Linked DNA regions of Homo sapiens: all the other regions are linked to region 1. A link is an interaction called in ENCODE POLR2A ChIA-PET data of the cell type or tissue named here. Cell type or tissue: GM12878. All regions are shown on one strand.

Region 1 (2,500 bases):
AACTCTAAACCTGTTGAGTCATTGGTCTAAGTGATTTCTTTTTCTTTTCTTTTCTGTTTTTTTCTTTTTTTGAGACGGAGTCTCGCTCTGTCGCCCAGGCTGGAGTGCAGTGGCGCGATCTTGGCTCACTGCAAGCTCTGCCTCCCGGGTTCATGCCATTCTCCTGCCTCAGCCTCGTGAGTAGCTGGGACTACAGGCGCCGGCCATCGCACCTGTCTAATTTTTTGTATTTTTAGTAGAGACGGGGTTTCACCGTGTTAGGCAGGATGGTCTCAATCTCCTAACCTCGTGATCCGCCCGCCTCGGCCTCCCAATCTAAGTGATTTCTAATATTCTTTCCATTTGAAACTTTGCATGTGAAGATCCATTTTCACTGGGGCCGTGGCTCACACCTGTAATCTCAGCACTCTGGGAGGCTAAGGTGGGTGGATCACTTGAGGTCAGGAGTTTGAGACCAGCCTGGCCAACAGGGTGAAACCCCGTCTCTACTAAAAATACAAAAATTAGCTGGGTGGGGTGGTGCATGCCTGTAATCCCAGTTATTCGGGAGGCTGAGGTGGGAGGATAGCTTGAACCCAGGAGGCAGAGACCACAATGAGCTGAGATCTCACCACTGCACTCCAGCCTGGGTTATAGAGTGAGACTCCATCTAAAAAAAAAAAAAAAAAAAAAAGAAGGTATCTTTTCATGCAATCATATACCCTATGTATGATGCTCACAGCTGGAAGATGCAGCAAAATACTCTTCAAATGGCAACTTCTAGATCTTATAGAGAATGGACCCATATTTATCAGATTTGAAGATGTTTAAAATAGACCAAAAATGTAACCTGTATAAAAAAGGAGAAATAGGGGTTGTTAAAATTTCCCTGAAAGCCCATGTGTAATAAAAATGAGTCATTATTCTAGAGGGTTTCCTGCCTTTTAAGGGCTGTAAATCAGAAGCAATGCTTATGGGAGACAAGGCCACGCTCCCCAGGTCTCCTGGGGGCGGCGGCAGCAGCACCCTCGTCCTGGCTGTGGTCCACGGTGCCTGGCTGCGACTAAGGCTGCAGAATGTTGAGTTGCTGTTCTGCGGTTTTGCCACATTCATCAAATGTGGTTATTGTCAACTAGATAAAGTATAGTACGGTGATTATGAGCACAGTTTCTGAATCAGACTGTCCAATCCTGGATCTCCCCTGGGAGCTTGAGCAAGCAACTTAATTTTTCTGTGCCTCAGTTTCTTTACCTGTAAAATAGAAATAATCCTATCACCTACTTCATAAAGTTCCTATGAGGATAAAGTGATTTAATGTATGAACAGCACTTAGAACAGTGTCTGGCAGATAGTAAGCATTCTATGTACTTGGATAGTAATAGCATTCCAAATATTACTTATCCAATCCATAGTATTGGATATGTAAAAGCATAGAAAAAAGGTCTGGAAAGGTAACGATGTGCTGCGACTGCTGGACGAGGCGATGTGAATGGGAGAGTGTGAGCTGTGGGCTGGGGAACTTTTGGCTTTACTGGCTGTGTTAGCTTCCCAGGGCTTCTGTAACAAACTGTCACAAGCTAGGTGGTTGAAAATAACAGGGATTTATGCTCACAATTCTTTATGCTACAGGTGAGGAATCAAGGAATCAGCAGGTCCAAAGGCTCTAGGGAAGAATCCTTCCTTGCCTCTTCCAGTTTCTGGTGGTCCTAGGTGTTCCTCGGCTCGTGGCAGCATGACTCCCACCTCTGCCTCCATCATCACATGGCCTTCCTCCCCGTATGTCTGTATGTGTCCTCTCTTCTTCTCATAGAGACACTAGTCATTGGATTTAGGGCCCACTCTAAATCAGAATGATTTCATCTTGAGTTCTCCAATGAATCACATCTTCAAAGGTCCTATTTCTAAATAAGGTCACATCCTGAGGTTCTGGTTGAATGTGAAGTTTTAGGAGATGCTTCAACTCACTATACCAGCATTGTTTTGTTTTGTTTTGCTTTCTTTTAAAAATGAGATTATATTCATGTATTACTTAGGATTTTTTTTTTTTTTTTTTTTTTTTTGAGACAGAGTTTCACTCTGTTGCCCAGGCTGGAGTGCAATGGTGCAGTCTCGGCTCACCGCAAACTCTGCCTCCCGGGTTCAAGCAATTCTCCTGCCTCAGCCTCCCGAGTAGCTGGGATTACAAGTGTGCGCCACCATGCCTGGCTAATTTTGTATTTTTAGTAGAGATGGGTTTCTCCATGTTGGTCAGGCTGGTCTCGAACCCCCAGTCTTGGGTGATCCACCCACCTCAGCCTCCCAAAGAGCTGGGATTACAGGCATGAGCCACTGTGCCTGGCCCTACTTAGGATATTAAACAACAAAATGAAACAAGAAAATATATATATAAAATATAATATACATTATACTATGGGAAGCTAATGTATACATGTATACACTTGCTTATTCTGTCTAGGTTGTAGAGGAGGTTGTTGATGGGAAAAGAGGGAAATACAATGATTGCTAACACTTGTAGAATGCT
Region 2 (2,500 bases), 1.2 Mb after region 1:
ACCAACCTGTGTGGCTATCCATGTGTCACATGAGGCCCACCCACTTCAAGGAGTCATTTCTGTACTTCCCTGAAGATGGAGAGAATGCCATTTTGATTTACCTCTCACACAGTTTCCCCGATGACCTAATCCTTATGCATTAAGATGTCTGTTTCAACTCCCACTATGGTTGCAAGGGATGCTTCTTCTTCCCACCCCAGATACCCACCTTTCCCATCTTATTCTCCCTCTGCCTGTCTCATCTATTATCTCTTACAGTTTTAAGTCATGGACGATCATCCCTGTCACCCCTGATACTTGACAGCATTCTCCACAATCTTACAGGTTAGGCTGGGCCTGCAAATTAAAAATCATCATACTGGTCCAAAAGTAAAGAGAAGCCTGGGTTACCAACAGGGCCAGGTCTCAGATAAAGCAAGTGAGTCACTTACCTGGGACACAAAATTTAAGGAAATGGTAAGAAACTCGGTAATTAAGGTAAATAATGTGTTAATGCAATATTTTAAAACAATTGAAATTAATGCAAAAAATCCATGATGAACAAAATATCAAAATCTGTAATAAAGACAGGGTCACAGTACTGATTTTCCCTTTTGGCTCAGGTTCCAATATAGTTTGACACAGCACTGGTTACAACATTCAGTTGTAAAAGATACAGCAAGAAAAATAGCCAGGAATCTGCTTGAGCGTGAGTAATTAGGAAGGGCCTATTTGAGGAAGTTCAATTTAAGCTGAGACCTGAACAACAGAACAGAGCCTGCCGGGTGTGGTGGCTCACGCCTGTAATCCCAGAACTTTGGGAGGCCGAGGCAGATGGATCACCTGAGGTCAGGAGTTCGAGAACAGCCTGGCCAACATGGTGAAACCTGTCTCTACTAAAAATACAAAAATTAGCCAGATGTGGTGGTGCGTGCCTGTAACTCCAGCTACTTGGGAGGCAGAGACAGGAGAATTGCTTGAACAGGGGACAAGAGAATTGCTTGAACCCAGGAGACAGAGGTTGCAGTGAACCAAGATCATGCCACTGCACTCCAGCCTGGGCGACAGAGTGAGATTCCATCTCTAAAAAAAATAGAAGAACAGAGCCCAGAGCCGGTCATATCAAGGAGGGGAAGAGCCATCCAGGCACAGTGGAAAGCTGCTTCCAAGTTTCTGAGCTGGCAAGGCACCTGTCATGTGGAAGGAAACCAAACAGAACCCACATGGCTGGGACATAGTTGTTGAGCGACACTGTGGTGGGAGAGGAGGACAGAAAGGCAAGCAAAGGTTTACTCTTGTCAAACTTTGAAAATCCATATTCAAATTTTATTTTTACAGCATGGAAAATGATTGGAGTGTTTTAAGCAGAGAAGTGATGTGCTCTGATTTTTGTTGTAAAAAAATGTTTGGGATTTATGTTCTATAGATAATGGATTTTAGGCTTCTAAGAGGGGAAATAATGAGTTCCAATGTGGGTATGTATGTAGTTTGAGGGGGCTGGAAGTTGTGGGATGTTTTGGTTAATAGTTTCAGTTTAGGGGGAAATGATCATCGGTGGATATGACAGAGGGCAAGACAGAAGGCATGAAATGGTTCCTTCAGAGAGTACTTCAGCAAATGTGAAATCATGATATAATGATAAATATAAATTTGTTATTTGTCCTAGGTTCCTGGCACAAAGCTCCTTGAATCCTTGTCATTTTCTGAGTGATAGGGGTAATAAAAGCGTCATCTGTTATAATATTTAGTCTTACTCCCTGGGTTCCTGACAGAAGAGCATCTAAGACCCTTGGCATCTCTGGAGTGATGAGAGTGTCTTTTGTGTGCTGATGAGATGACTGGTAGCTAGGACACCTAGATAGCTTCAGGATGGGGGCTGGCCATGAGAAAGACCTAGGCACGTTTAGAGGATTGGAACTTTCAGCACTACCCTTGACATCCAGGAAGGGGAGAGTGACTGGAGATTGAGTAAATCACCAATGCTCAATGATTTGATGAATCATGCTTATAATATGGAGCCTTCATACAAGCCCTCAGCGATGGAATTCAGGAACCGTCTGGGTTGGTGAAGACATCTAAGTGCTGGGAGAGGGGTCCACCCAGAGAGGGCATGGAAGCACCACACCCCTTCCCACATACCTTATCCTGTCATCTCACTTATTTGGCTGTTTCTGAGTTGTATTCTCTATAGCAAACCAGCAATAGTAAACGGTTTTTCTGAGTTCTGTGAGCCATTTTAGGACATTATCAAACTTAAAAAAAAGGTCTGGGAACCCTCAACTGATATCCAGTTGGTCAGAAGTACGGAAAGCCCTGGCCTTGTGATTGCAATCTGAAGTGAGAGCAGTCTTGTGGGGCTGAGCTCTTCACTTGTGGGACCTGACATTAACTCCAGGTATACAGTGTCAGAATTGAATTGCAGGATGCCCAGTTGGTGTTGGAGAATTGGTTGCTGTGGGAATTACAGAAATCCCTACCACATTTGGTGTCAGAAGTATACTGTGTCTAGAAACAGATTATA
Region 3 (2,500 bases), 320 kb after region 1:
CCATCCTGGAGGCTCCAAGAGCTTCTCATGTGATTCCCTCACGACTGCTGTGCACCTGCCAAATTCAGGATCTGCTCACCTGTAGCTGCACGGCCCAGGGAGGAAGGGAGGATCTATTCCTCTCTGCCCTCTTCCTAATTCCTTGGCTGTCCATTCTTTCCTTCCTTCCTTCCACCTTCTTTCTTTCCTTCCTTCCTTCCTTCCTTCCTTCCCTCCTTCCTTCCTTCCCTCCCTCCTTCCCTCCCTCCTTCCTTCCTTCCTTCCCTCCCTCCTTCCCTCCCTCCTTCCTTCCTTCCTTCCCTCCCTCCTTCCCTCCCTCCTTCCTTCCTTCCTTCCCTCCCTCCTTCCCTCCCTCCTTCCTTCCTTCCTTCTTTTCTCTTCCCTCCCTCCCTGTCTTCCTTCCTCCCTTCCTTCTTTCCCTCTCTCCCTCCCTCCCCTCCCTCTCTCTCTTTTTCTTTTTTTCTATTACACAAGTTTATTTAACAAAAAGTCTAATATGAAAATGTACATGACCTAATTTTTTCATCATAGTAAAATGGGCTCTTTGGAGAGAGGACGTGGATTTCTCTGCTGAACAGCCGTTGTTTATACTCATTCCAAGGCTTCTAACATTTACTTATTTATTTATTTATTTATTTATTTATTTATTTATTTATTTATTTATTTTTGAGACAGAGTTTCACTCTGTTGCCCAGGCTGGAGTGCAGTGGCACGATCTTGGCTCACTGCAAACTCTGCCTCCTGGGTTCAAGCGATTCTCCTGCCTCAGCCTCCTGAGTAGCTGGGATTACAGGCGCCCACCACCACGCCCACCTAATTTTTGTGTTATCGGTAAAGACGGGGTTTCACCATGTTGGCCAGGCTGGTCTAGAACTCCTGACCACCAGTTATCTACCTGCCTTGGCCTCCCAAAGTGCTGGGATTACAGGCATGAGCCACCACGCCCGGCCAAGGCTTCTAACATGATGATACTCTTTCCTTGTATTACCACCTTTCCAATATTGTTCTGTTGCCCACTAGTTGCCATCTACATGCATCCATCTATCACAAGATTCATAAAGGGCTCAAATCTCTGCAATATTCCTTGAACATGTCTGCCACCATTTAACTTCAATGATAACTTCTTGTCCATAAGTTTTTTCAACTTGAGAGGGTGAGCTTTGCTCATGGTGTCTACTCCACAGGCTCACAGATGCCTTGGAACGGAATCTCTTTCTTTCTTCTTAGGAGATGGGGGTCTCCCTATGTTGCCCATGCTGGCCTCAAACTCCTAACCTCAAGCAATCCTCCTGCCTCAGCCTCCCAAAGTGTTGGGATTACAGGTGTGAGCCATCACACCTGGCGCAAATCACTTTATTTGAGCAAAGTTAAGTGTTAACAAGTGAAGAGCCAAAAGGGGGCTGTTTTTCCCCCATTCAGAGTTTTGGCAATTTGGCAAAAAGGGGGTATCAATTTCTTCAAAACCGGGGCTAAAAGACTCAGGGAGATCAGAGAATCCCATTTTGAGAAGCCATTTTCTTCTTAGAAGTAACTGAGGTGCTGTACGTGTGTCAAGAGAGAAGTAGGTGGCAGAAAAAAGTGTGCTTTCCACAAGGGAGTTTTGCCACCAGAAGGAAAAGAGAAGATGGATTGCAGGAAGGAAAAAAGGGCTCTAGGCTGGGTGCGGTGGCTCATGACTGTAATCCCAGCACTTTTGGAGGCCGAAGTGGGTGGATCACTTGAGCTCAGGAGTTCAAGACCAGCCTGGCCAACATGGCAAAACCCTGTCTCTACTAAAAATACAAAAAATTAGCCGGGCATGGTAGTGCAAGCCTGTAATCCCAGAGACTTGGGAGGCTGAAGAACAAGAATCGCTTGTACCCGGGAGGTGGAGATTGCAGTGAGCTGAGATCGTGCCATTGCACTTCAGCCTGGATGACAGAGCGAGACTCTGTCTCAAAAAAAAAAAAAAAGGAAGGGCTCTCCTTGCCCCAGGGATGGAGGCCCGATGCACCTCTCTCTTAGCAAGCTGGGTGTGGGGGAACTACCCAGTAACCTTTTTATTTTTATTTTATTTTATTTTTTGAGGAGGGACAGAGCTTCAGTAAACATCCAGGCTGGAGTGCAGTGGTGTGATCTCGGCTCACTGCACCCTTTGCCTCCCGGGTTCAAGCCATTCTCCTGCTTCAGCCTCCTGGGTAGCTGGGATTACAGGTGCCTGCCACCACCCCCAGCTAATTTTTGTATTTTTAGTAGAGACGGGGTTTCGCCATGTTGGCCAGTCTGGTCTCGAACTCCTGACCTCAGGTGATCCACCTTCCTCAGCCTCCCAAAGTGCTGGGATTCCAGGTGTGAGCCACCGTACTCAGCCTTCAGTAACCTTTTTTAAAATAGCTTTATCAAGATGAGTTCACATGCCATGTAAGGTATACAATTCAATGTCTTTTATTATATTCACAGGGTCGTGCAGCTATCACCACAATCTAATTTTAGAGCATTTTCACACTCCTGGAAGAAAGCA

The links. ChIA-PET counts read pairs that join two places held together with the same protein. Peaks named below come from ENCODE experiments on the same cell type or tissue, not always from the same donor. Only the 100,000 strongest peaks of a DNase experiment are listed, where the experiment ranks them.
Region 2: POLR2A ChIA-PET joins it to region 1 with 5 read pairs; 2 of 35 experiments call an interaction of 5 or more read pairs at or near these places.
Region 3: POLR2A ChIA-PET joins it to region 1 with 6 read pairs; 2 of 35 experiments call an interaction of 5 or more read pairs at or near these places.

The regions. Positions count from the first base shown.
Region 1 is chr2:227,459,228-227,461,727 of GRCh38, forward strand. No RefSeq gene overlaps it. Among named protein-coding and RNA genes, the nearest start is that of MIR5703, 12 kb to the right of the region's middle. RefSeq lists an enhancer at 1,092-1,181. In GM12878, no CTCF peak of the experiment used is centred here; a DNase peak (open chromatin) is centred at 1,015; H3K27ac peaks cover 1,738 bases.
Region 2 is chr2:228,615,696-228,618,195 of GRCh38, forward strand. No RefSeq gene overlaps it. Among named protein-coding and RNA genes, the nearest start is that of LINC01807, 5.6 kb to the left of the region's middle. In GM12878, no CTCF peak of the experiment used is centred here; no DNase peak of the experiment used is centred here.
Region 3 is chr2:227,777,568-227,780,067 of GRCh38, forward strand. It overlaps the pseudogene SNRPGP8. Among named protein-coding and RNA genes, the nearest start is that of SCYGR8, 33 kb to the left of the region's middle. In GM12878, no CTCF peak of the experiment used is centred here; no DNase peak of the experiment used is centred here.